4 separate regions of the Homo sapiens genome follow, and all the other regions are linked to region 1. Evidence: chromatin contacts called from ENCODE Hi-C or POLR2A ChIA-PET data. All regions are on one chromosome and are shown on one strand. The core of a region is the stretch at or near the end of the contact, and the rest is flanking DNA. Distances in the headings are between cores, read along the strand shown. Region 1 holds the start of LINC02550 (long intergenic non-protein coding RNA 2550). Region 2 has its middle 58 kb from the start of POU2AF1. Region 3 has its middle 87 kb from the start of ARHGAP20. Region 4 has its middle 65 kb from the start of ARHGAP20.

Region 1 (7,285 bases), core at 667-3,166:
GCTTGATTCCTGACATTTATATTCCCTTGAACATAAACGCCAGATAAAAAGAAAAATCAAACTTCATGCTTTGGGGACTGAACAGATTGCCTACCATGGTTAGTAGAGAGTGCCCTCCCCCGCCTCCTCTTCCTGAATTAGAAATACATTTTCATGGCTGGTGTCCCTAAATGACCAGATATTTTTCTTTTTAATTACATTTGTTGGGACAGTTTGCACTGGGGAGAAAAGACCTACTGGGATGATAGAATAGCTTAATGGTTAAGAATAGGCTTTGGAAGCCTGTAGACCTGGGTTGGTCATCAATACCTCTGTTGCCTTGAGCTCATTGCCATTAGATTCCTGAGTTGTCAATGGAGATAATAGTCCTTAGCTCACAGATTTTTGTAAAGGTTAAATGAATTAATGTATGTAAAGTATATGCAAAATGTCAAATAAAGGAAGTGACAAAATGTTAATTATTATATAATAGTTAAGGTAGAAATAAAATGACCTTTACATGCAAAAACATGTGCACCTTGACAGCCACTGCTACAAACCTTAAGAGATTTGCCATTGCCTGCCATTAAACCCAGTAAGGGCTTAAATGCTTTGTCAAACTGACAGGCATCACTCTGTGGTGGTTTTAGATTCTGTACTGAATTATATCTTTTAACAAGACTTGTTCTTCTCATTTTGGTATAATATAGAAGACCAGTATAGTTACATGGGTGATTATACAGAAATAAATGCAGAGTTTTCACATGGTCCAGATTGTTCAATCATGGTTACATTAGGATTCAAGTGAAGGGGAGACTGCTACCAGCTCCCTTGCAACACTCAGGCATTAGAAGATGAAGTTGTGTGAGGTGTAAGGAAGGGCTTTCTATTTGTGGCAGACATGAACCTATGCTTTGGGGACTGAGCAGATTGCTTACCATGGTTAGTACAGAATGCCCTGTTGAAGCCACATGAGGTAATTTCTGACCACAGGTAATGAGATAGAAGAAATGTGAGTTTCTAGAACAGAAAAAAAAATTATATTGTGAGTCTTCATACCACTGAAACTGTAGTGCTTAGTTTCAGTTGATTTGGGATGCCCTGTCTTTCTCCCCAGAATCGGGGGATGGGAGTGTGATGCTGTACCAAGGCTTGTCTTTTATAGAGACCAACATTTGTGAGTAATCCTCATTCACATTCCATTGTCTGTAATTAGTCTATTATGGTTGCTAATTGTCACATGTTTCTAACTGAAAACAGTTTTTTAGGTTCCTAGAATTTCCTCATTTCTTCTACGACCCTTCTGGTTCCAAAGAATTGAACCTGCAACTCTCAGTCCATGTCAAGCCACCAGGCCACCAGGCACTCTGTGGGACCACCTAGGACCCTGACAATTTCCATGGCAATCTTGGCTGCCCAGGATTTCTCAGTGGCTCTCAGACTCCACCAGAGCGAGGGACACTCTGTGAGGCAGCTATGGGCCAGTCTTTGCTGACACAACACCCAGACTTTCACCTCCGAAGTCTGTGTCTCCCAGGGATCTGAGTTCCCCTCTTATATTCATCAGTTCTGTTTGAGAGTTTAGCATTTCTTCACCAAGCTTCTTTTTGCAAGGGACCCACAAGTTCTACAGGAATTTTGTTTCTCTCAGACCCTCTCTTCCTAGCCCAACAGAGAATCTCAACTAGATCCCAGAATGGGAAGGCTTTTCTGACTCATCATGCATTCCTCCAAATCTATGGTTTATGCTTATGACAGAGGCAGGAGGCAGCCAAGGGTCCCCAGCGAAACCCTGCCTTCAAGCCTAAAACAGCCTGAAGGCTGAAAAACCGGACTTCTGGTCCCGGATGAAGCCCGCCCCTTCCGGACTGTTTCTTTCTGAATAACGCCCACCTTTGCACTGGGAGAACGGGGTGGGGCCTCCAGAAGTTCACGCCATTTGCAGCGGGGAGGAGCCTGTTCCTGTGTGGCGACCTGGGCTTCAATCTGTGAGGCGGGAAACCTGCTAGCAGGACTCTTGCTTTGGTGAGAGTTTTTTCTTTTTCCTTTTCCCCCAGTAAATTCCGTTTTCCTCACCCTTCTGTGTGTGTCCGCGAGCCTAATCTTTCCTGGTCATGTGACAAGAGCCCGGTTTTAGCTGAACTAAGGAGAAAGTTCTGCAACGTTTAGACATCTCTTTTGAAACACAATAAACTTTAAGATAACAGAAAATGTTAAATAGCAATTTGCCAAACATCAGGAAAGACATGGAAGTAAAAAAATGTGAGCTTTTAAAGACAAAAGTCATATCAGATGCAATTAAAAATACTCAGAAAATTTGGAACCAAGTTCATATTCAGGAAACATGGCATACGTTTTGTAGGAAATCACTTAAAGTAAAAAAAAAAAAAAAAAAAAAAAAGATATAAAAACGTTTACTTCTAATTCTTTCTCCCAAACTCAATTGCAGAAATGCCATAGAAGGGACAAGAAAGTGTATAGATTTGAGCATTTAACATTAAAAATTGGGATGGCTCTGGGGAGAGAGAAAGTGCCTGTATCCTTATATGGGAGAAAACAGTAGCTGTGGTAGGAGAGGCACCAGGATCTGAGGATAAAGTGGAGGAGTTATAGAGCTAGGTTTTCTTTCCATTTCCAGTCTATTATTTGAGGACCTATGCTTGTCCCTCCACCAGTGGATTTTTTCTAGAAAGCCAAACAAAAACAAACATTAAAACCAAAAATCCCGGCTGGGCCTGGGGGCTCACACCTGTAATCCCAGCACTATGGGAGGCCAGGGTGGGCAGATCACCTGAGGTCAGGAGTTCAAGACCAGCCTGGCCAACGTGGCGAAACCCTGTCTCTACTAAAAATACAAAAATTAGCTGGGCATGGTGGCATGCCTGTAATCCCAGCTACTCCGGAGGCTGAGGCAGGAGAATCGCTTGAACCCAGAAGGTGGAGGCTGCAGTGAGCCGAGATCGTGCCATTGCACTCCAGCCTGGGTGATAGAGCGAGACTCCGTCTCAAAAAACAAGCAAACAAACAACAACAACAACAACAAACCCAAATCCCCATCAGTTCTATCCCAGTGCAGCCAGGATCCACAGCAACCTCAGGGCCATGCTGGTGCTCACTGTGGTGAGGAACCGTTAGACAGCAAATTGGTGGTGGTATTGGGTATTTTATCACTCCACCCCACTTCCCATTAGAGGGCTAGTAAATTAAAATCAACAGAGGAACCTCACACTGGGGACAGGGAGCAGGAGCTGTGCACATAATGATGGGCAGAGTCAGGCTGTAGAGCCAGGGTCTTCCACTTTGGGGCATGCCCCCTTCTTGTTTAAGCATATTAGGAGAGGCACGATAACCAGGGATGAGAGTTTGGCTGTGTCTCCCATTTCATATTACCAACCAGGGAAATATGAGCCCACAGGAAACACTACAAAAAAGGTATGGATAGACATACATCTTTTAAAATTATTGTCCAGCCTTAAAAAAAAAAAGCTAATATTATTCAGCCTTAAAAAAAAAACCCAAATCCTGAAATACGCCACATGGATGAACCTTGAAGATGTTATGCTAAATAAAATAAGCCAGTCATAGAAGAACAAATACTGCATGATTCCACTTATATGAAGTATCTAAAACAGCCAAACATGTAGAATCAGAGAGTGGAATGGTGATTGCCAGGTTGTGGTGGGAGTGGGAAATGGGAAGTTACTAATCAACAGGTATATAGTTTCAGTTTCAATTATGTAAGATGAGTAAGTTCTGGAGATCTGCTGATCAGCATTGTACCTAGGGTCAACAGTATTGTATTTATACACTTAAAGATTGGTTAAGATAGTACATCTCATGTTAAGTGTTGTTACCATAATAATAATAATTTTAAGAAAGACTGCCAAGTGAATAAGCTATACCACATGCAATGAAATTCATGGCCTTAATAAGTCAAGCATTCACTACTAATTTATATTTTCAAAAAGATATAGAAGAATATTGTTGATTGAATTAAAAAAGCAGAATCAAGTGGCAAAATTGGGCAAGGAAAATATGGCTGTTGAAATAAGAACTCCATAAATGAATGTATTACAATATGGCTGAACAATTAGTTTGCTATAAGATCAGGTTAAGAAACTCCTTCAAAAAGCATCAAGATGTAATAAAAATATTAGAAATATAAAAGAGAAAACAAGTGATATGGAGGATAGAATGGAAGTGACACCATGCAAATCAAAGGTGCCCGTAGAAAGGAAAAAAAATAAATAACTGGAAGAAAAGAAATATTTGGAAAAAGCATAAACAAAAATTTGCTTGAATTTCAGGTTGAGAGAAATCATTGGGTGCCGAACAGGTTAGAACACCTGAAACATTATAGACATTAAGTACATAAAAAGCAAACAGAAAATTCTAGTTTCCACCGGGAAGTATCATATCACTTAAAAAAGAATAAGAATCAGAATGATGGTTTCCAGCTTCATCCATGTCCCTACAAAGGACATGAACTCATCCTTTTTTAAGGCTGCATAGTATTCCATGGTGGATAGCATTAGGAGATATACCTAATGTAAATGACAAGTTAATGGGTGTAGCACACCAACATGGCACAGGCATACATATGTAACAAACAAATGTTGTGCACATGTACCCTAGAACTTAAAGTATAATAATAAAAAAAGAATAAGAATCATGCTGACATTAGACTTCTCAATGACAACACTGGATGCAAGATAATGGAGTTGTCCAGCTAAAAAAAATTATATTTCTGATATATTCATGTAAACTATTATAAGTATTAGGATGTAATAAAGATATTCTCAGGTATACATGACCTCAGGCTTACTACATGAAGATCCTCTTTGAAAACATGCTTGTGGGAAGTTCTCTGATTCAAGGAGAAATAAATACAGAAGAAAATGATAAAATATGTGAGATAAAACGGTAAGTAACTTAGTAAAGTTCAATATTATTTCAAAAGAATGGACCAAAGAATGTATATTTATACTAATCTAGAACTAAGTTCTAGTTGATTAAAAACATAGTTGGGGGTGAGACGTAAATGTATTCATAACAGTCTATTCAGAGCTGCTTGTCTTGACAACCTGGGACCCCTGTATAATGAGATAGCCACGAATAGGTAAGGAAACAGCCTGTTGCAGGAGAATGACCCTGGGGTGGGAATCAGGAGATCTGAGATTTACTTCTGTTCTGCCACTAATTTGTTGCATGCCCTTTGCAAAATAACTTTCCTCAATTATTCAGGTATTTTTTCTTAAGTGTAGATGAGGCAGTTGGACCAGGGCTAAGTTCTTCTCAGTTTTCTTATTCTATGACACGCACACTTAATCTTTAATCAGCAGCAATGATATGGAGGTTTCTGTCTATATATATGTATATTTTAAATTTTACTATTATAATCATAAACAATAGTGGCCAACAGTGATCCTTTTGGAATACTGAGCTGAAACTCTTCTAAGTGCTTTTGTGAAAATATTATCTTGAGGTAAATGACATTTATCTCTCAATTAGGCAGTAAAGGACAGGAAAGGAGTTTACATTCTACTGTTTTATGCTCGTATTTTATCGACTTCATTAAACTTTGCATTTAAACACGTATATGTCTGCAGTTTATTAGAAAATTAAATGACAGTGACATTTGATACACACAGATGAGATGGAAAGGTTACATTTGCATGAATCTCTGTTTCAGTTTTCAGTTTTAATTCTAAATTATGAGTCCTTTCTCTAGTCATTAACTCATTCTGGGCATGGATTGATTAGACCATAATCTGCTTGGAAATAGGAACTGTACCTGGTTTTCATGGCCCACAATAAACACTCTATAAACGGTTGAGTGGAGGAAATCACTCAACCACATAGATGGATACTGCTCACTCCCATTCATGGTCTAATGTTAGTGCAAATAGCCCTCTGTTGGTGTTGGTGGTCAGGTCCTCAAGTGCTTTTGGTCACTTCTTTCCCAGTTCCCTATTCTAAACCTTTATCGTGGTGGACACAAGCCACCTACACAACCCTTGCCACCTTCACTTTAAACAAATGACTCTCACATCTACTTCACTGAGAAAACTGAGGTCACACTCTTGGAATGATCCTAACGCTCACTGACTTTGTGTTGAGTACATTTTGGTGCTCTGTAAATATAGACAGTAAAACCCTCCTGCAATGCTAGTGAGGACAGCTGGTTGGCGATGAGTTCTAGCATCTGGGAACTCATGACCAATCATGTTATACCTGAGTGTGAGTTGTTGGACATTTTATTGCGGAGTATGTTCCTCAAGTGGTTACTCTATCTCACAGACCTGAACTCTTCCAACTCCTATTTTTCCTTCCTTAGTGTGTCCACACACCTACTCATTCTTTCCTGCATTTGGATAAGATATTTCCTTTCCAAGGTCTACATTCCACCAGTGCATTTCATCTCATCCCTCTTACCTTTCTCAGGACTTTGCTTTTTCTCTTGTGCTTTTAATTTCTCCTCTGCTGGCTCATTTCCCTCAGTCCAATTCATTTATTCATTCAATCAGATCAGGTTAAATTATTCATCCTAATTCTTCACTCCTCTTTAATAGGGTTACGTGTCCACCCCTTTACCATAAACTCTGTAGTATTCTCTCACTCCCATTTTTCTGGGTCTGTTTTGTCATCTGAAAGATGAAGCGCTTGAATAAGATCAAATTCTTACAGCTTTAATATTCTGTTACATACTTAATGTTTAATTAGCTGCAATGATACGGACATTTTTATCTCTATATTATATATGTTTTAAATTTAGTGTCATAATCATAAATGATAGTAGTCAGAGTATATTTTCCTACCTCATTGATGTTTGGCTTTGTTATGTGATCGCTTTGACCAATGGAAAGTGCAAGGAAGTAATAGCCAGACCCAGCCAAGGCTCCAAGAAGCATGACATGCTTCTGTTTGCCTCTTTGTTTTCCAGTGGTCTCCTGTGAGAAGAACATACCCCAGGTAGCCTCTTCTTTGAGAAGCACAAGGAAACACGTGGTGGTGGAACTGAACACAACCCACAGCCTGGAGCTAAACCCAACCTAAGCCAGCCAAGCTCTTCCAAGATCACCCAAACTCAAGTTGACCTGTAGATCCATGGGCAAGGAAAGAAATGCCTGCTGTTTTAAGATCTCAAGTTTTAGGTTGATTTGTTATGCAGCATTATTGCAGTAAAAATGAACTAATACACTACCTAATCCCATTTTTCTATTCAACAGTTATTTGTTGGGTAGCTGATATGTGCCACACACTTATAATACAGGCTTCAGGGATACCATGGTTAATAAAATAAAGA
Region 2 (7,127 bases), core at 2,773-5,272, 340 kb before region 1:
TCACTCTCCTTGTCCCCTCATCTCCATGACCCACCTCTGACTTCTGTAGAGTCTCAGAGCTGCAACATAGTGACAACCCTTCTCTACAGCAGGTGCTTGTTGCTGGTGCCATTCTGCAAGGGCTGGATGGGACAAGTCTGGGGCATTCCCCCTGTCTTGGGGCAGCATCTTCGCCTCAGCACTGACCTGACTCAAGCTTCCTTATCTCCCATCTAAAGCTATCTGTGAACAAAAATCTGAAAAGGGCAGATCTAGGTCTGGCAGCAACTGAGAAAAACCAAAGTTCCTGCCAACAGCCAAGGTAGGTAAGAGGCAGGCCAAACGGGGTCAAATGGGGACACCGCCCAGGGGTAGGATGTTGGTTTGAGTCTCTGGGGAAAGAATGGAAAGGATGTCAGCTCCTAGTACATGCAGGCTGGTAACTGTGATGTTCTATTTGCAAGGATAGGTTATTTAGACATTGGGACCAGGAAACTCTGTCTCTGAACTAGTTACAGGGGCTGGTGGCTTCTGAAAAGACCTCTTTAGCTGGTGTGACAGATTAAAGATGTTGCAATTTCTTTTCTTTTGAATCTGCTTGACTAATAGAATGTAGCAGAAGTGAGATTCTGGGATTTTAGAGCCTAGGTCATGTGAAGGCTTGAAGCTTCTGCAGAGTTCTTTTGGGACACTCTCTCTGGGAGCCTTGATCTGCTAGGCTGGAGAGGCCATGTGCAGGCCCTTTGCTCAACAGTCCCAGCTGAGCCAAGCCTTTTAGCCATACTCACTAAGTCACCAGCCATGAAAATGAAACCATCTTAGATCCCAGATCACAGAGTAACCCCAGCCAATGCCAACAGAGCAGACTTACCCAGCTGAGCCCTGAACAGGTTTCTGAACTACAGCACTGTGAGATAAAATAAAACAACCGTTGTCTTAGGCTGCTAAGTTTTGAGATTGTTTGCTACACAAAAACAGATAACCAAGATGGCTGGGGCACCCCTATTCAGGCCACCAGTTCAATGACCAACTTCCAATTCCCGCATCAATATGAGAGATGGAGGATCATGGCTCATTCTCAAAATGACCGGGCGGAGGAGCTGGAGCCAAAACGTAAAGTGCTGAGCATGTCTTTGAAAGGGTCTTCTAGAGGCTCTTTGCTTGGGATGGCTCTATGACTCCTATAGGTGAAGTGCTGAAGTAAATAGGAAAACTGACCTAGGAATGGCCTCCAGATGATGAGGCAAAGTGTGCAGAAACTGAGAGGGGGTGTGAGTCTGGGAGGGGAAGTACGAGGGGGCTGGACGGCATCTGGAAGAGGAAGGTCCTGAGAGACACATAGGAGGGAGCTGGGTTCTGGGAGGAGGACTTGGGGATGAATGTTTCTGTAAGGGAAGTAGAGGGCGGTGGGGGGCACCGAGAGTACAGGCAGCCTTGAGCTGGTGTCTGGCCAAGGGTTGTAGCAGTCCTTGGGCTGGTGTCTTCTCCTGCTCCATCTGCGGCTGTGCTGGGCTCTCTTTAAAGAGCCCTTCTGGGCATCCAGATGAGCTCACACAAACAGTGCAGGTGCAGGTCTGGCCCGTAAACCACAACAACTGGGGCCTGTGCTGCCACAATGCGCTGGGCAAAGCCTCCAGAGGGGGAGAAAGGGTGACTATTTGTTTAGCATCATCAGCAAGAGTTCCAGAACCCATCAAAAGCAAAGCAGAAACTTTTGTATTAAGGAGATTAAACTTTAAACTCAGCTGAGAAGGCTCTGCTGTTTGAGTGGCTTTGTTGTGCCTGGCATTGTGTGATTATATGCAAATCACCAGGAAGCCTCCCTGGGGTCCCAACCGCAGAGGCTTAGCTGCCCAGCGGGTGGGTGTGCGGGACAGGGGGCAGCCCACGTGCTAGTCAGGTAACACCCAGTACCCAGGCCGGGGCAGCCTGCTTTCCCTTAAGTTCAGGGAATTGGGGATTTGAAAATATGTTTAATGTGTTGGCCAGAGATTTCTGGTGGATGGATAGGACAGCAGGGACAGAGGTGCCACCGGGAAGGTATAAATGGAAACCTAAGACAGTGTCCAGTTAGGACGGGGGAGGTTCACATATCCAGGGACCCCCTGACCACATCACGCCTTCTTTAGCATCCTCTCTTTTGAAGCTTAGGGTAATGTATGGGGTCACCAAGGAGATGAGGAAATGTTTTGGTTTTCCTGTGGCCATTCAGAATAAGGACTTGGGAGGATTATCCTGAGTTTATTGATCCAGAAAATGTTTAATGTTTACTCTTGGCAAGGTGCAGAGCTAGGTGCTGGCGGTGGTGGGTGAGAATGGAGATGAATAAAATGTCTCTGTTGTTGAGGAGTTTACAGAGAAGATGTTTACCCAGATAACTAAAATACCTGGCAACATTTGGTAAGCGCTGGGGGAAATGGCCCATGAGAGTGCCTGGCTTTGGACAGAGGCTAACTGAAGGGGTCGAGGAAGGTTTCACAGAGAAAGAACAGAGTCAGGCCAGAGGTGGAGGCTGCATGAGCCAAGGAATTCCTGTTGAGAAGGGCAGGGTGCAGGCTGGCTGTGTGCCCTGGCTCACATGGTGTCTCAGGGGCTGTGGGGAAGACAGATTGTGCATATTGGGGCCCAAGTTCCAGGCTAGAATTTGGCCCACACAAATTGGAGTCAGATGTCTAACCCACAAAGTTAGGTCTAGGGACTCTGGGACCCCGTGTCAGCACTTGCAGAACTGCCATCAGGGTGACACCAGAGACCTCTGTGTCCCGTCTGTTGATGCCTCTGTGGCTGCCCTGGCAGCCCCCTTCCCCTCTTCCTTTAAGCAGCATCTACAACTGCTTCTCAGCCCTTAATAACAGGGTCAGCTTGGACATCTCCAAGGCTCTACTTCCTGGTGGGTGTAGAATGTTGTCTAGTATAGTCAGAGTCATAGCTGTCAGTTCCCCTCTGCTTGGGGGGCTATGGGCCTGGCTGGGGTCCTGCAGATCTGGGTTGAGGATGAGAGTGGAATGAGCTTGGTCCTTGGGCTATTAGACATGTTGAGGATAGAGATCATTAAAGATATGACCAGGGCTGAAAAGAAAACCCAGGAAGGCTGAGTAGCTAAGCTATCAACACGAGAAACTGGGCAGAGTAGCAGAAGCAAGTAAGAGACCCCAGGATGGAAACTGCAGAGTGTCGCCTAGGAGTGGAGGGAAGAGCCTGCTCCTGAGCTGCTGGGTAGTGGTGGGGATGCAATGGGGATACAGGTGGGGGTCTAGGCACTCGCTGTTGTAGCTCTAGCCTCAGGCAAGGCGGTGAGGATGCTCAGAGGCTCTCCGGCCCCTCCAGCCTTCAGTGGCTGGTTCACTGGCATTGGCCTAACCTTCTTGCAGAGGGAGCCACACCAGTCCTCAAGTTGAGCACAGCTCTTGGGCCCAGATTGGAGCATGGTGATTTGGGAATGAGAAACAATAGCTTTAGAAATTGAGAAACTCCATCCCTTTCCAGCATCCCCCTCATCCCCCAACCCAGTTCCTGGCAGGAGTCCCTGGACTCATCTGGGGTTTTTCAGGGGTGGTAAAAACTGAGGGTCATTTTTGCTGAGGAGTTCTGAGCACTGGAGGAGGAGAATGATCTCCTCCATTCCACAGATCAATACACTCCTCCCGTTTTGCAGGAAGCTTCTGGGAGCAGGGGGTCTCTGGGCTCTGAGGGGGTGTAGTGGATGGAAGCCAAAGAAAAAATTGCTCTTTGGAACACCGTGTCCTGTGCCCTGTCAGAGGAGCAGATGTTCTTCTGAGGGTGGGGGCTGCTGGGGGCTGCAGCAGGTTGGGAGCCAGGCAGGAAGAGTTCCAGATGATGAGGGAGTTGAAAGGAATTTTATAAAGATATTGTCTGCGACTTGGGTTGGATAAAAGTCTCCGCAGACAGGGCTGTTCACCTGCTAGGCTTTTGTTCTGCCCTGCAGCGTCTGCTTGCCACACAGCCCCAGGGCAGGGTGATGGTGGGGCGGGGTGATGGTGGGGAGGGCATGCTGTCTGCCATCTGCCGGAGAAATACAACAAACACCCACACGCGAGCCAACGGAAACTCTCAGCAAAACAAACGGCGCTCGCTCGAGGGCGCCTTGCCTGGGTGTGTGGACTGGAGGGGCAGGCGCGGGAAGGTGAAGGGGCACCTGCCGGGGGAGGGGCTGGGCTAGCCGCCTGCCCCTGGGCCAGCAAGGTCAGGTACGGTCTGCACCCATGTCTGCCTGGACCCCTCAGGCCTGTTAGGTGAAAGCCCTTCTTTTGTTTTTTTTTTTTCTTTTTTTGAGACGGAGTTTTGCTCTCGTTGCCCAGGCTGGAGTGCAATGGTGAGATCTCGGCTCACTGCCATCTCCGTCTCCCAGATTCAAGCGATTCTCTCTGCCTCAGCCCCCTGAGTAGCTGGAATTACAGGCGCCCACTACCACGCCCAGCTAATTTTTGTATTTTTAGTAGAGATGGGGTTTTGCCATGTTTGCCAGGCTAGTCTTGAACTCCTGACCTCAGGTGATCCACCCATCTCAGCTTCCCAAAGTGCTGGGAGTGCTGGGATTACAGGCGTGAGCCACTGTGCCTGTCCAAAAGTCCCCCATTTATCCAGTTGCCAGGTCTAAAAAGCCAGGAGTTACAAAGCTGGAGGTGGTCGTCACCAGTTCTATTGATCACCAAATTCAGATAATCAGGGTGCTGGATTTGCAGCTACTGATCGAGGGTGAAATGAAGAGTAAGACGGATTGGGCTCAAGACCTGACTTAGCCATTTCTGTAGACACTTCTGTGAGCCCCTTGCTTCCTTATGTTTAAAATGGGGTGATAATAATGGCTAACCTGGGAAGTTGTTATGAGAATGGAAATAATATCTTTCAAAAGTACTTTGCAAAAATATATCTGGTGGTTATTAACATTTTCTTTGTGGCTCTGGGTATTTGCTTCTGGCTTTGTGACATGCAGAACTCTTCTGCGGGGGAGGTCCTCAGCCTGGGTGAAGAGCATTTGGGAAATCGTGCAGCTTGTGGGGCTTGTGAGCATAAACCTTGGACTTACAGCTGGGCTCTGAGGCCCAGGTCAGTGAGGAAAGTGGGAGCTGAGATGGCTTAGGGCGGGTGGGGTGGAGTTGTGTTTGATTGCATGGTAACACTAAATATCTGGCTGTGGCCTCACCCTGGGGGGTTGAGGGCTGGGCTATAGATCTTCCCCAACATCTCTGCTCCCCTTGGGGATCTACGTTTCCCCCTTTCCCCAGAATCCACAGTGAGTGGCAGTGGGCACGAGTGTCCACAAACCTGTTGGGACAGGGTAGGCAGCTTGTTTGCTCTTCCCAGGGCCAAGCCTGGTGGGCTGGACCCAGAAGTATTATGTTACTCAGCCAAAGAATTCCTTTCCTCGCCTGCCTCCATTTATAAAGGGGAAACAAAACCCTGAGCGGTATGCTTTCGTGGTGCCAAGCCAAGTCCTCAAGTGTCATCTCTGGGGAGCTGCCTCCTCCCCAGGGCAGGGTGCAGCCTCCTGGGGAAACAGCAGCCCTTCTTTCTCCTTCCCACCCGTGGCGGTGGTGGCGGTGGTGTCCCCACTTACCCTCAAGAGACCTTGGATTCTCTCTCACTACCCCCGAGTGCTTTCCATATCCAGGTCTGAGCCCTTGAGAGTGGGGCAGGGCTTGTGGCTTCCCTTGGCCCAGTGGAGAACGGGACAGGGTTGCTGGGTGTCTGTCTCAGTTCCAGCTGGTGCTAGTGTACTCTGGCCAACAGAACCACCAAACACATCTTCTGTTTGCTTTGAGAACTTGAGATGGATTTTAGATCCTCCAGGGCACGTACTGCTACACTTCAGAGTTCTGGCCAGAACCGGGCAGCCCTGGGGAAGCCTGCACCAGTGCTGGGCCGGCCCTTCCGAGTTGTGTCTTGCTGGAGAGTCCCAGGGCCAGGTGAGGTCTGAACTTTAGAGGCTTGTCAGGTGAGATCTTATTCTGCAGCCAGCGCTGGGATGGCTGATGGAATAAGGGTCAGGCAGGATGAGTGAAAGGTGAGAGGTGTCAATGAAGGCATTGTTCAGGGCTTGGGCTGGGAAGGACCTCTGAGATTCCCTGCCCTCCTTATTTCTTCCTGGATGGGTGGTCCTCTTTCTATCTATAGGAAGAGGGATTGCCAGGAAACTTGGATTTGAGTCTGCCAATGCTACTAATTCACTACGGACAAACTTTTTTTTTTTTTTAAACAATTATTATACTATTTATTGTTTACCATAGATGGGTATATTTACATGGAGTACTTGATATGTATTATCTCACTTATTTATCACACCAACTCTTTTTTTTTAAAGTATAGTGGCTTTTATTTTTTTTAAAATTTATTATTATTTTTAAAATTATTATTATACTTTAAGTTCTAGGGTACATGTGCACAACGTGCAGGTTTGTTACATAGGTATACATGTGCCATGTTGGTTTGCTGCACCCATCAACTCATCATTTACATTAAGTATTTCTCCCAACGCTATCCCTCCCCGAGCCCTCCCACAACAGGCCCCAGTGTGGGATGTTCCCCTCCCTGTGTCCATGTGTTCTTATTGTTCAACTCCCACTTATGAGTGAGAACATGTGATGTTTGGTTTTCTGTCCTTGTGACAGTTTGCTGAGAATGATGATTTCCAGCTTCATCCATGTCCCTGCAAAGGGCATGAGTTCATCCTTTTTTTATGGCTGCATAGTATTCAATGGTGTATATGTGCCACATTTTCTTTATCCAGTCTATCATTGATGGACATTTGGGTTGGTTCCAAGTCTTTGCTATTGTGAATAGTGACACAATAAACATACGTGTGCATGTGTCTTTATAGTAGCATGATTTATAATCCTTTGGGTATATACCCAGTAATGGGATGGCTGGGTCAAATGGTATTTCTAGTTCTAGATCCCTGAGGAATCGCTACATTGTCTTCCACAATGGTTGAACTAATTTACACTCCCACCAACAGTGTGAAAGCATTCCTATTTTTCCACATCCTCTCCAGCATCTGTTGTTTCCTGACTTTTTAATGATCACCATTCTAACTGGCATGGGATGGTATCTCCCTGTGGTTTTGATTTGCATTTCTCTGATGACCAGTGATGAGCATTTTTTTCATATGCCTGTTGGCTACATAAATG
Region 3 (7,202 bases), core at 4,039-6,538, 300 kb after region 1:
CCAATGAATAAGTTCATTGATCTGATAGTAATAACATGTAATAGCTTCCCTTATTGAGAAGTTCCTAAATACTGACTCTGTGCTAACTGCTTTCTATGTATCATCTCTTCTTAATCCTTAAAACAACTCTACAGGGGTAGGTATTAATTACCATCACTCCACACATGAAGAAACTGACGCTTAAAGAGGAAAGAGGCAAAGCAGAGTAAACTAGGACCGAACCAAAGGCTATGTCTTTAACCACCTTCTACCACCTTCATGGCAATCATATGTCCTCCATCTTTTTATGCTCTATAGCACACAGTAAATGCCAGAGGACTGCAAAGTAAGGATATGAAATCTTACAACCAGCATCCCTACGTACTGTGGTCCTCCAGCTGAAGGTGTGTGAGCCACTTCACACAGAGGACAGCAACTCGGTACTCAGATCCTATTTGACTCAGCCAAGTCCAAGATCTGGCCAGTATCTCTCCTCTGATCCACAATGATGACAAGTCATAAAGCACAGCATACACTGTGATTACTTCTTTCTTTTAAAACAGCATCAGTCATTTCAGAAAGGTTGGATTACACAGCATGTTGAAAATTCACAACATTTATTTCTGGAGTTGACACTGACCATTGGCTCAGATATCTATGTCAGTTTCTGGCATTAGGCATAAGAAGAAAAATAATTTTCTGTGAAAGCATTTGAGGGGGTATGATCATAACAACCCTATGACAATTATAGAACATAAGGATGATGCTCCTTAAAGGAGGTTGAAATTTATAAAATACACTGAGTCTCCTAAAATGGCCCGAAAGGCTTTGGAAGAAAGGTTTCATGTAAAATAAAATAATATTTTATATAAACCCAGAAGAATATAGTTTATAATATGCATGTATAGATACTTATTCATATTAACAAATGAATGTAATATAGTTTACTGAGAATATATTCATAGTAATAGAATAAGATACATGCCTGTAGACCAGATGTCATCTTGAATCCCCTGAGAGATCTGGAGCAACGTAACCTCAACTCCAAACCCATAGCCAACTATTGAGTGTTAATTGTGTGTCAGGCTGTAGCAGAGACTGCTGGTTGCCTACACAATAGCCATTCTCCTTTTAAATTTAGAACCCCAGTATCGCTTAGGATGCCAAAATGCCCAGTAAAGATGTTTGCCTTCTCAGATTCCCTTACAATCAGGGGATGCCATGTCAAAAATCTCTGGCCTCTGACACATAAGCAGAAGTCTGATAGAGATTTCCTGGTAAATTTTTGCTTTTCCTGACAAAGGCACTACCTTCTTCCTTCCTCTTTATTCGTCCTGCACTGGACAGGAGGCTGGAGGCGGAGTGGCCATCTCGTGACCATGACTCAACAAGTGTGAAAAGGCCAAGAGCAGAAAGTTAGCAGGAGCTCAAGACCCTGGCCCTATCTGAGAGCCAAGGCACCAGTCCTATATGTTCCTCAGGACTTCCTGACATCCCAGGAAAACAAATTCCAACTTGGTTAAACCACAAGAGTTGAAGTTCCATGACATGTGTCCAAGCACATTCTGGCTCAGCCACAGGCACAGTGCATGGCCTTTAGACACATTGTTGCCTTAAATCCTCAAAACAAGTCTATACGTAGGCACTGTTAGGTCCATTTTATAGATGTTAACACTGAGAGTTACCTAAGAAACTATCTCCCAAATGTGAAATGCTGGGCTGAAAATGAGAAAACATAGAAAATCTGGATTTATGGGCAACGGAATATAATGCCCAGATATCTCATGAGTCATAATTAAGTAGCAAAAATAAATAATTCACAAGGAAAATGAACAATAATGGTCTTCTCACTTGTCTGGCACACTCCTGCTCCTTGTTAAGCCCCAGCTGAAATGCCAACTCCCTGTTAAAATCTTCGCGGACTCCCCCAGGTAGATCAACTTTGCAGTCCTCTCTCCTCACATAGCCCCCTCTAGTAGCACTTATTGTGCTTTATTATAATTGATATGTTTATGTGTCTCAACCACCAGACTGAGCAATTTGAGGATAATAATCAGGTCTTATTTATTCAAATATTTCTAGGGGTAAGAGCAATGCCCAGCATAATGGATGCAGTGCATCGTTTGAATTGGCAAAGCCCTCATTAGTCACATTTAAAAAAAAAAAAAACTGTTTTCTGATTTTCAGATGGAGATCCACAGCAAATGATGGGATGCTACAAATCAGCTCTAATAACTGAAGACAAATTACAAATATAGGAAATTAATGATTAGGAGAAATCAAAAGGGAAATAAATTACAGAAAACTGAAAAATGTAATAATGCAAATCAGGGGTTTCCCTGAATTTATGTGTAAAAGCAATGTCTACAGAATTTGCAGCAAAATGAAGCCCATCTTCTTTGGTTTTGGTTTGACTGTTAAAAACCTGAAACTTGTTTTTTCTTTTTTGCAATTGCCTTCAATAAGACTGGAGTCATGACTACCTTTTTGCTTTTGCTTTTGCTTTTTTTTTTTTTTTTTTTTGGCAAAGTCTACAAAAATGAGTATTTGAAAACTTTAGGACAGGTTTCAAGAGGTAGGCTAGTGACCATGCAACTTGTAGGAAAATACATGTTGTCATTATTGACCTGAGAAATGCAAGGGTACAAGTGACAAGATTCCATTTGGTTGGTGCTACTACTGAACACAAGGGAAGTGGGGCCCTAACCTCAGCTCCACAAGTTAAAGGCCACCCTCTGGCCTCCTTCATCCATTTCTCCCTACTAGACAAAAAGGACATGTCCACCCAGAGCCTGTGTCCCCATTTCTGGGATCTCGGCTCACTGCAACTTCTGCCTCCAGGTTTCAAGCGATTCTCCTGCCTCAGCCTCCAATGTAGCTGGGATTAAAGGCACCCGCCATGATGCCTGGCTAATTTTTGTATTTTAGTAGAGACGAGATTTCACCATGTTGGCCAGGCTGGTCTCAAGCTCCTGACCTTAAGCGATCCTCCCGCCTCAGCCTCACAAAGTGCTGGGATTACAGGCATGAGCCACCACGCCTGGCAATCCTACTTCTAAGGCTAATTGCAGCCTCTCTCTTGGGTCAAGGGCAGACTGCTCTAGTTCCAGAGGATGGCAAAGAAGTAGTAGAGGGGTATGGGGAGTGAACAAAGCTCAAACTCACAGGCAGAGATGGTCCCACACAAGCTCCCAAGGTCCCTTACTGTGTAGCAGGAAGCGGCCACCGGCCAGTACTGTCCCTCCGAACTGCCACGTCTTGGTGCGCTTCTCCAAGCCAACTGACAATCACAAACTCCAACCTGGCCTTCCAAGTCCTTAGTGGGTATTTTTATCAAAGTAAGAGGGTAGAACATTTTTTACTTGTTTGTGATCCTGATTTATAAATTAAAAATTAAAACGTGCCTTGTAACTAGACTTCCACTTACGCTCTTGCCCTGGGCACCCTTAATGTGAGGAGTTAGCAGTAACGATAGTCAGTGTATAAAACTGAGAAAGAAAAAGATAAAACTGGCTGGGCGTGGTGGCTCAGGCTTATAATCCCAGCATTTTGGGAGGCCAAGGCGGGCGGATCATGAGGTCAAGAGATCGCACCATTGCACTCCAGCCTGGTGACAGAGCGAGACTCCGTCTCAAAAAAAAAAAAAAAAAAAGAAAGAAAAAGATAAAACCTAGAAGACTAATAGATTAAAAGGCTTCCCTCTCCAAATTCACAGTAAATGTGAACTCTGAGATGAGAAAGCTTCAGACCCTAAGAGCACATGACACAAAATAGATGCTGATTAAACACTTGTGGAATGAATTAATGACGAACAAGCACGTATTGCATGTTCAGCTCAATAACAGCACTGTCTATATGATGTAATTCGGGGTATACAGAGAAGCTGAGCATGACCAGGACCACCTGCCACCCCACTGGACCTCACAGAGTCCTACGAGGTCCTCAGGTGACCTTGGCATTTCCTCTCCTGGCCACTCCAGTGCCTCTGGATCCCTCCATGCTGTTCATGGGATCACCATTTTTTTTGAGTTCTCATCCTTTTGGTTTTCAGACAGATTTCCACCCTTCTTGACGTCTCAGCAATATCTTTGACCTCTCCCCTCGTTTTATCCACCCTCAGCCAATCAGAGGCAACACCAGAACTCCCAATCTCTGCCCAACCCCCACTCCCAAATTCCTGCAGCAATCACCCTGTACTACTTCCCCTTGTAGGGGTGCCACTGAATCTTTCTTCTCTGTTATATGTAACAACGATGTCTTACTTAATTTTGCTTCCCCACAGCACCTGGCACAGGGCTTCTCACCCAGTTGGCACTGAGGAACATTTGTGGAATATTCATTGAATGAATTTTGGATGCAGTAGAACCATTTTAAAACAGTTTTATGTTCCTAAATTCCTACATGAATATTTTGCATTAAGAGCATAGGTTCTGGCGTCAGGCTGCCTGGATTCTAATCCTTGCTCTGCCACCTCCTACTTGTGTGATCTTATGCAAATCAACCTTGGTTTCCTCCTCTGTAAGATGGAAATGATGACAGCAACTACCTCATAGAGTTGCTGTAAATATTCATGGAGTTAACACATGTAAAGCTAAAAAGTGCTTAGAACAGTACTTGGCACACAAGCCTTTGATACGTGTTAGCTTTTGTTGTCGTTGCTGTTGTTGTTGTTCTTGAAACACAGTCTCTGACACCCAGGCTAGAGTGCAGTGGCACGATCTCGGTTCGCTGCGACCTTCACCTCCGGGTTCAAGCGTTTCTCCTGTCTCAGCCTCCCAAGTAGCTGGGACCACCGGCGTGCACCACCACGCCCAGCTGATTTTTTGTATTTTTAATAGAACAGGGTTTCACCATGTTGGCCAGGCTGGTCTCGAACTCCTGACTTCAAGTGATCCGCCCACCTCAGTCTCCCAAAGTGCTGGGATTACAGGCGTGAGCCACTGCACCCAGCCACTTGTTAGTTTTTATTTAATCTTCTCAACAAGCTTACTTGGTAGATACTATTGTTTCCATTTTCTAGATGAAGAAACTTAAGGTGCTTGGAAGACTAAAGTAATGTGTCCAGCCTCACAGAGCCAGTGCTCCACAACTGAAATTCCCACCAGGATCAACCCACTCAGGCCCAGGGCTACGGACTCCTCACTACATCATTGCACTGCACAAGGCAGTCACTAATGAATGCCCTGTGACTCAACATGACAGAAACAGTGGAGCAGACACCAGATAGGTGCAAACCCGTCAGCCAGAACTGCCCTGTGGTTTTACTCTCTGAGAATGGGGAAGCACAATGAGGGTAATTCCTCAAATCACACAGCCCTTTTGAGTCAGGCCTGGGAATCAATGTGGACTGAGTATTTGCTTCCCATGAGACTTCAGACCTGCCCCACCACCTCTCCGGCACCAGGAACACACTGTGCCTGGTGAGAGGGGATGTGGTTCATAACTGCCCCACTTAGGCCATATAAAGGGCCACATGGAAGCCACAGGGGAAAAATAAAATGAGGTTCTGCAATGCATCCCAAGGTAGCTTAATATTTAATAGTTTTAGAAGCAGAAGACTGGCTAAAACTCCATAGGCACCCAATAAACACCTGGGAGCTTGTCTCCTTAATAGAACTCTCCTGAACCTGACAACTGGCCAAATCATTGCCTTTAAGAGCCATCTCTGTCCCCCACCCCCACTATATTGGCCTCTGGGTTCAAGCGATTCTCCTGTCTCAGCCTCCCGAGTAGCTGGGACCACCTGCGTGCACCACCATGCCCAGCTAACTTTTTGTATTTTTAGTAGAGACAGGGTAGTAAGTAAGCCCTTAATCAAAAGGCCTTTGAAAGCAGAAGAAGCAATTTTCATTCCAGTATGAGATTTTAAGTTCTCCAACTCTTAAGGATTTGAAATGCGAAATTTCTTTATGTTAAGAAATTGTTTTTAAGAACATGTGCCTGGCATATCCCATGTCAGGGGAACATACCAGAGGAACTATAGAAATAATTCCTGATGCCAGTAAAAGCAAAAACAAATAAGCAACAGAACAGATGCTAGAGTGTGCTCAAGTTATTCAGTAGCTTGATGAGGTACTTTTTTCTCATATTGGGTTTTTTTGATTGCTGTTTTGCTTTGTTTTGTTTTGTTTTAAGGTAGTGTCTCGATACATTGCCCAGGTTGGTCTTGAACTCGTGGACCCAAGCGATCTTCCTACTTCAGCCTTCTGAATAGCTGAGACTACGAGTGCACACCACTCACCTGGCTCAGATTAGTTTTTAATCTTCTTGTCTTTTCTTTTCTTTCTGAAACTGGGTCTTGCTCTGTCACCCAGGTGCAGCGGCATGATCTTGGCTCACTGCAATCTCTGCATCCTGGGATCCAGTGATCCTCCCACCTCAGCCTCCAAGGTGTGCGCCACCACGCCCAGCTAATTTTTGTACTTTTTTGTAGAGACAGGGTCTTAACATGTTGCTCATGGCTGGTCTCGAATTTCTGGGCTCAAGGGATCCTCACACCTCAGCCTTCCAAAGTGCTGGGATTACAGGAGTGAGCCACCACGCCCGGCATGTCAGACACTTTAAGGTCATTATTTTTACTGTAATCCCTAATTAATAATTTCCTATTTTTTAAAGGCTTTCATTAATCATTGAATTATTTCATGTTTCAGATAGGTGTAAACCTATTATTTCATGTTTGGATACTTTGGTAAAACAAATTTAAGCAATTTCTTTAAATTCAGGTCTTTGGAATAGATTGTTTTTGAAGTACAGTAACCAAAAGCTAATTTAAGTTAATCTAAATTTAAAAATCAGTATTAACCAAGAAATTTAGTTCCAATTTTCCAAAGTTGGAAAAATCTACAAAAGAAAATAACCACAAAAGCTTTTTTCTCAGGGTTCAATGCTTAGGTAAATTATGCAAAATAACAACGCATGCTAATGTAAGAAATATGCTTTTAAAAATGTTTTTCAAACTACAGGTCATAATCCACTGGTAGATCATAAAACCAATTCAGTAAGTCACAAATAGCATCCCTTTTGAAAAATGAAAGACAATTTTAAAAAGATAATTATCAGAATACTTTGTAGCTGGTAGTTATATTTTTGCAAAATTTTTGTCTCAACTCTTTATGTGAATACACACACACACGTATATTTATTGGTAATGGGTTGTGATAGAAAAAAATTTTTTTTAATGTGGGTTTCTCTAAAATATGTTTGAAAGCCTTGTTCTAGAGATG
Region 4 (7,254 bases), core at 1,502-4,001, 320 kb after region 1:
CTTATAACAGGTGTCACTGAAATAAATTATAATATAATACAATAAAATAGTAACACAGAAAGTTCTACAGGGATCTGGAAGGTCAAGTAATCACTCTCTTGGCAGTTTCTTTCCAAAGGGGAGAAAGTGAGGATGTTTGCCCCACTTGAGCTTGATGGTGGCTGCAGCTCAACTGACAGTCTGAGAGGCAGCAGCCTGGCATGTCCCCCACTGGAAGGGACAAAGCAGCCACTGTTCAGTAGGCTAATAGGGCTTGCCATTTTGGAGAATCCATGGAACCATTATCAGAGAAGAAGAGGCCCTGGAGGATACCAAATGGCAGTTGGGCTGGCCAATTCTAGTGGATATGCAACTGAGATGGCAAAGGCCCTCTATGTGAGTATGTGCATGATTCCTCTAACGATTTCCTGAACTAGTTGAGAGGAATTTGAATATAGCTGGAGTCTCCTCCAGCTATATATAGAACTTCAGGTGGAAACTGAGCCATAAAAATAGCACACTATGCTGGCACGTAGCATATTGTGTACAGCTACCATTTATTGAGCCCTTAACCAGGTGCTACATACTATGTTAATGATTTTATATTGTTTAATCCCCAAACACCTCTATGATGTAAATACTGTTATTATTCCTGTTTTGCAGTTTGAGAAACTAAGACGCAGATAGTTCAGTTTACTTGTGCAAGGTCAAAGAACTAGAAAGCCAGGAGCAAATAGCACTCAAATTAAGTTTTAAAATACCATGGAGCTTTCTTTTGGCTGAAAAAAGTTTAATGAATTCCAAAATCTATTTGTGATTAAAAAAGAATTTGGCACATCAGTAATAAAAGGAAACTTCCAAAGACTTAACAACAACAAAAAAGAGTGTCAACAAAAGATTTAGTTTAAATATCAAATTTAGTAGTGTAATTACCAGTCCAATATCCAATATCCAGTCTAGAATAAGATTAACATTTAGTATTAGAATTAAGTTTAAAGCTTCCATTTTTGATGAAGATTAAAACAAAAATTCCTGATAATACCACTTCCATTAAACATTTAACCAGAAACCCTAGATAATGGGGTAAAACAAGAAAAATAAAAAGCAACAATATACAATTCTTATTGAAATGGAAACAGGCAAACTATCATTATTTATATATAATATAATTTTCACAATATACCTTTTATAAGCTCTACACCTTCTGCTTAAGCCCTCCCATGATTTCTCATCCATCTCAGGCCAAACTCTTTATCCTGGATCAAGGTCAAAGTAGTATTGCTACAGTCTCTTTCTCTCTGTCTCTCTCTCTCTCTCTTCTGGAAATCATTTGCTAAGAAACAAACTACCCTCAAAATTTAGTGGCTTAAAACAATAACCATTGAATTGTATCACATGATCACATGATTTTTGTCTGTGTTAGGACTTCAGGCAAGGCTCAGCTAGATGGTTCTTCTGTCTCATGTGGCCTTTACTGGAGTCACGTGGTGGTATTAAGTTTGTGGCTAAGCTGGTCCAAGACCATATCACTCACTTGTCTGGCACCTTGGCAGGGGCAGCTGAAAGGCTGGGCTCAGCTGAGGCCCTTTCTTCACGTGTTCTCAGGGCCTGTCCGTGTGGCCCTGCAGCAGGTTTTCAGCCTTCTTACATGTCAGTTTAGGGCCACAGAGGACAAAGATAAAAGCTGCCAGTCATCTTAAAGACTAGGCTCAGGACAGGCACCACATCACTTCTGCCATGCTGTAGTGGTCACAACAGTCAGATGCCAGGCCAGATTCAAGAGGAGGGGAAATAGACCCACATGTCTATGGGAGGCATCTTTAAGAGTGAGGGGCCATCTCTCATCTACCACATTGTCCAGCCTTTTCTCATACTACTCTCCCTTCACTCACCACATGCGCTTTCTTTTTGTTCCTCAGATAGGCCAAGATTATTCCTCTTCCAGGATTTTGTGTGTGCCAGGAGTGTTCTTATCCTGACTGGCTCTTTCATGTGATTAAGCTCCCAGCTTAAATGTAATCTCTTCACAGAAGGCTCCTCCTCACCATTTTGTGAAGGCCTTCCCTGCTCACCCAACCTAACTCTCTAATTTTATTTCCATAGCATTATTACCATCACTGCCAGACAATCTCTCTGGTTTTGTTTTTGTTTCTCATAGCTCTTCCAATTAGCATGTAACAGCAGGAGAGCAGGGACCCTGACTATCTTGCTCACTTCCTCATTCTCAGCACTTAGAACCAGGCCTGGCACAAAATCGGTCCTTAGTAAACATTTGTCAAGTGAAAATATGAAGTGGTGGACTGAGATTCAAAACTAGATGTGACTGACTCCAGAGCCAAAACCAAACTGTCCTTGTAACCCTTTGTATTCCAGGCAGATATGGTCTACATAGAACCTAGGGCAAAGATACTATACAAAGAAAACAACTCGCAGACACCACTAAGAAGGGATTAGCTAGTATGGAAGCTGCAGCCAGGCCAACCTATATAGAAAATTCAAAGAGAAAGTTCCATTCCAGCAAAGTCCAACATTTCTTTGCCTGACTTTGTTTCAGCCATTGTTGCTTTGATTCTTGGTGATGAAAGATCTCCAAGGTGTAGTGTTGCCTCATGGCCATTTGCAGCTCAGGTCTTGTATCTGGTTAGCCCCCTCTGACACTCAGTTTTGCTGGGGCCACACGAGTGAGTGTTGCCTTGTCCAATCTGGAATTGGGCCACAGCCATGTTTGTACTGAGGCATTAGGGAAACATGGTTTATAAATGCTTGTTTCCTCTGAGTCACTGCAGGGACTTGTTCCTTCAGTACAAACTTTCTGTTTGGTTTTATAACTGGGGAAGGAGGGGGTGGGAGCCAAGACTAACTGGATCAGGTTTGAAAGGAAAGGGGAAGTAAGAAAACTTAAATAGATTTTTCTATATTAGTGAGAGCGACAAAGGAACCCTTATCTGGGTCTCAGATGCATGCACAGAGTTTCATCTTTATTTGTTTATTTGCCTTAATAAGAAAAGGAAAAGTTCACAGAGTAATTTTTTCCCCTCAAGTTTCCATAAAAATGCTGGAAATGTGGCAACAGTTTTACAAAAACAGTTTAAGAACAATTAAAACACATATAACCATTTTTAAAGTTTATATTAAATGTTCTTTATTAAACAAAAAGGAATTTTGCTTCTAATTTCCAGGCATTGTTGACTACGTTTTCTGAATGACCACCTATTAGCTTTTATCATTACTGTAACTTTTCTGTAAGTTATATTTTCCAGATAAAAAGATTTAGCTCTTTATTTTCGGCCTTTTAAATATATCATGACTTATTGCCAGGCTTCTCACCTGTAGAATTCAGCTTATAATAACAATTCTTGCTCATAATAACTCATAAAGTTATTATGAAAGTCAAGTATAATTAAATCATAGATATAAAAGTATGATTCCCAATTCATTCATTAACAGTTGGCATTGTGTAAATTATCATCATAATTATCAAGCTCAAACATTTAAGGAGCATCAGTAAGGTGTGGGGCCCAGTGTCTAGCACTGGGAACGTAAGAGGTACCAGCCAATCCCTGATCTCAAGGGGATTACAACTCAGTACAGAACTAGATATGAGCTCTCTGAGCCATGGGTTCATCATCATTAACTAGAGGGAAATACTTAATTTTGTACCTGGCATAGAGTTCAAATACCACAGATCATTTTATTTTAAGTTCCAGCATACATGTGCAGGATGTGCAGGTTTGTTACATAGGTAAACGTGTGCAATAGTGGTTTGCTGCACCTATCAACCCATCACCTAGGTATTAAGCCTGGCATGCATTAGCTATTTATCCTGATGCTCTCCCCACTCCTCACCCTCCCCTGACAGGCCCCAGTGTATGTTGTTCCCTCCCCATTTCCATGTGTTCTCATTGTTCAGCTCCCATTTATAAGTGAGAATGAGCAATGTTTGGTTTTCTGTTCCTGCATTAGTTTGCTGAGGATAATGGCTTCCAGCTTCATCCATGTCCCTGCAAAGGACATGATCTCATTCCTTTTTATGGCTGGATAGTATTACATGGTGTATGTGTACCAAATTTTCTTTATCCAGTCTATCATTGATGGACATTTCGATTGACTCCATGTCTTTACTATTGTACCACAGATAAATTTCATAGCAGATTCTGTAGGTATCCTGCCCAGTGTGCCGCACACAACCTCCAGTTACGAGTTCTGTACCTAAGGGTTTTTCTAGAAGGCTGAATTCTAGCCACCCTCTTTACACACACTCACACACACACAGGGCACAGGCTGGAAGTATCAGGAATTAACACCATCACCTCCAGCAGTGAGTACTCATTTCAACAATGAGTAATGGGAGTGAGTGCACAAATTACACCCAGCTCCCTCAGCCTCCAGTAGGATAGTTCCAAGGCATGTGTTTCATGCTCTTTCCTAGGGTTTTCCCATGGGAAAAATCTTCCGTCACCCACTTTGGTAGATGGTGTCATAACACACCCCTTCTTGGATGCCTTCCCTTTCCTGTATCACTTCCTCTTTCTCCTGCTGGAGTTTCATGGGGTCACCTCTCAGATACAGTACGTCTTAGGAACTACTTCCACAAAAAAAAAAAAAAAAAAAAACTGAGATAGTTTTCTTCCTTACAAAGAAAACTTCCTTATGGTTTTAATGCCCAGATGAGCCAGCTAGCTTTGCACAAAAGGAAAATTCCATCTCATTACCACATCTAACTATCTTATTGATCTTGGCTATTGTTATCTTTAAAATATCCAAAAATGTGGTAAATAAATTTATAACTGTTGAAGTTTTTTAATATATACTATAGTATTTAATCTTCACAAACAGCCCTCAGAGAAAATTGAGACTGGAAGAGGTTAAATGTCTTGTCAAAAGTTAAAGGGTCGACCGGGCGTGGTGGTTCACACCTGTAATCCCAGGAGTTTGGGAGGCCAAGGTGAGCAGATCACTTGAGCTCAGGACCAGCCTGGCCAACATGGCAAAACCCATCACTCCAAAAAATACAAAAATTAGCCAGGTGTGGTAGTGCAGGCCTGTAATCCCAGCTGTTCCAGTGGCTAAGGTGTGAGACTCGTTTGAACCAGGGAGGCAGAGGTTGCAGTGAGCTGAGATCATGCCACTGCACTCCAGCCTAGGTGACTGAGCGAGACTGTCTCAAACAAACAAAAAAAGTTAAAGTGTCAATAAGTGAGAACATTGGATCTCAAACCAAACAGATCCTGTGCTTTTCTGACTGTTCTCACACTGCTGAGTGAGAGAATGCATAGAGTGGAGAGCAGGCTGCTCCCCACTCCTGGAAAAGTGACTGTAAGTGCATGTTCTCCTGTTAGGGTCAGGAGTACCATCTCCATATAGAAAGTGAACTTTTCAAGCTGTCCTTTTAAACTGAGACAATGGTCATCGTTTAACACCTTTGGAAAGGGTATAAAAGGCAGATTTACTAACGATGCTAAGTGACACAGAATGGAGTAGTCCAGTTTTTATTGTTCCATAATACTTTAAAGGGCTAAGGAGATCTAAAGTACCTTGATAGGTCAAATTTAAGGGCCTTGAGTCAGAGGCATTGAAGGGTTTGAAAATGGTGCCAGCAGGATACCTGGAAACACAGTGCAGCTCCTGAATCTACCAGCATCTTCCTTTCTCCTATAAGAGAAGCTTTAGTTTCTCCTCCACAAAGTGAAGCTTGAAACATCAACCTCTGTTACCAACATTTCTTGTTACATGAAGATTCACAACAGAGAAATGCTTATTTTTTATTCTAGCTAGTATTGTTGAGTACCTGCTTTATTGCTGTCATAACTCTGGTAACAGCTTTAAGTCTTGCAAAGAACTCAGTAACATAGGTCAGCAACAAAAGTGAGAAACTGGAATTAGTACTGGGGCAACAGGTTCCTGAGTTCCAGAGTTTGCTGTCTAAATCCAGTATCCAAAACTATGAGATGCTTCAGAACCAAACCAGTGGGTGGAGCTAGTGGCAGGGGAGTCCAAGTAGAGGTGATATTACACTTAACTGGGTATGGGCAAATTAGCTCTGGTCAATACAGAATTGCACTCAGAAGCTGGCTGAGGTGGAGAATAGGGCCCAGCCCAGAATAGGAGGCTGGCTATGAACTCTGCAGATTGTCAGAACTAGATTTCAGGAAGGGGCTTCGGTCTCTGTGGGAAACTGGACTGCTGGCCATACACCTAGTTTCTCTGATGTGACCTGTGTAAGAAGCCTTCAGGGAATGCTGTGGCTGATGGGCAAGTAACCAGAGCTCCCTCCAGGCATATGAGTCAATCGGTCAATGCAGCACAATTTGTTCTAGACTATAAAACCTGATTGAGATGGGATATGGGAGAGTGGGGTAGGAAGCTTCCTAATATAGGCTTTACCTTGGCCTGGATTATTTCAGACACCTCCTCAGAGATGAGCTTATATGCTGATCATAGCAAATAAAACAGGACAGCAGAGAAAGGTATACTGTGGTCCCTGCTTTCAAAGGGTCACCAACCTAGTTAGGGATCCAAGACGTGTACCCACTGAAGAGAACCCTTTAGATTGGGCAGCCTTGGAAGCAGTAGTTACAAAGAAAATGATACCTGTACCAAATAGCCTTATTTCAGAGGCTTACTTATATGAAGACATTTGGAAAAGTAATTTATTTGGTTCACTAATGTTTCCTATAAGTATGAAGAACCACAGTCACTCCCACTCACGGCTTCTTTGGAATGTTGAAATTGGCCTGCACAGCATGCAGAATGTCATTAAAGATCTACCCCATTTATCCACCATCCCCACTCCCAAGATCTGAAGAGAACTGAAATAGGATGTGAGCTCTGAAGCCTTCAGGACTTGGCCTGAGACTGCTATTTGGGGGAATTTTGTTGATTGCCCAGAAAAAAACTCACAGTATGCATTTTGAGACAGCTCTTTGAGGAGTAAAATGGCAAGAATGCTATTGCCTGCACCTATGAGAAGATATGGCACTTGGAATTTGCCAACTGTGTTTCTCTGGGTTCCTAGAGACCCAGATCCCATCTACCTGAGCTCTCCTTAGCTTTCTTTTATGAACACAATGCAGAGGAGCCTTTGTTGTCATTTGAGCCCTTCCAACACCTCAGACACAGAATGGGGAAGTGGAAATCCTGGGAGGAAGAGGCAATAATGGAGGCTCTGAAGTTGAAGAGGTCAGGTCAGGAATAAAATTTCTGTTCAACTGGGTGCCCTTAGGCAAATTATGTAATATTTATGTCAAATAAGAAGAATATTAACATCTCAAGTTA

Evidence for each region. A loop is a pair of places that touch in the nucleus more often than their neighbours do. ChIA-PET counts read pairs that join two places held with the same protein, here RNA polymerase II (POLR2A). Pooled maps may share reads with other maps.
Region 2: a map with no recorded cell type shows a loop between it and region 1 (3-fold over the local background). The contact joins the enhancer-like site here to the promoter of LINC02550 in region 1. A Hi-C loop is called at or near these places in 1 of 168 maps with a recorded cell type or tissue (Caco-2) and 4 of 37 single-sample maps with no recorded cell type.
Region 3: a map with no recorded cell type shows a loop between it and region 1 (5-fold over the local background). The contact joins the enhancer-like site here to the promoter of LINC02550 in region 1. A Hi-C loop is called at or near these places in 2 of 37 single-sample maps with no recorded cell type and 2 of 50 pooled maps. POLR2A ChIA-PET finds 5 or more read pairs at or near these places in 2 of 52 experiments (OCI-LY7 and activated T-cell).
Region 4: a loop to region 1 is called in a map with no recorded cell type, with 2.4 times the contacts of the local background. The contact joins the enhancer-like site here to the promoter of LINC02550 in region 1. A Hi-C loop is called at or near these places in 1 of 37 single-sample maps with no recorded cell type and 1 of 50 pooled maps. POLR2A ChIA-PET finds 5 or more read pairs at or near these places in 1 of 52 experiments (OCI-LY7).

What each region holds. Positions count from the first base shown.
Region 1 is chr11:111,091,949-111,099,233 of GRCh38, reverse strand. LINC02550 (long intergenic non-protein coding RNA 2550) reads left to right here and starts at 1,916. Exons shown (of 2, transcript NR_149131.1): 1 at 1,916-2,004; 2 at 6,923-7,285. It overlaps LOC102723966 (a long non-coding RNA gene), which reads right to left and starts at 2,079. Exons shown (of 3, transcript XR_428993.4): 1 at 1,873-2,079; 2 at 918-999.
Region 2 is chr11:111,433,771-111,440,897 of GRCh38, reverse strand. It overlaps a transcript of BTG4 not described here. Among named protein-coding and RNA genes, the nearest start is that of POU2AF1, 58 kb to the right of the region's middle. RefSeq lists enhancers at 1-177, 1,014-1,600 and silencers at 1,509-1,578, 1,599-1,648. Within about 2 kb of position 4,022, at least 4 of the 41 ENCODE cell types and tissues checked have a DNase peak (open chromatin) inside an H3K27ac peak, as active enhancers do.
Region 3 is chr11:110,795,662-110,802,863 of GRCh38, reverse strand. No RefSeq gene overlaps it. Among named protein-coding and RNA genes, the nearest start is that of ARHGAP20, 87 kb to the right of the region's middle. Within about 2 kb of position 5,288, at least 2 of the 41 ENCODE cell types and tissues checked have a DNase peak (open chromatin) inside an H3K27ac peak, as active enhancers do.
Region 4 is chr11:110,773,493-110,780,746 of GRCh38, reverse strand. No RefSeq gene overlaps it. Among named protein-coding and RNA genes, the nearest start is that of ARHGAP20, 65 kb to the right of the region's middle. Within about 2 kb of position 2,751, at least 6 of the 41 ENCODE cell types and tissues checked have a DNase peak (open chromatin) inside an H3K27ac peak, as active enhancers do.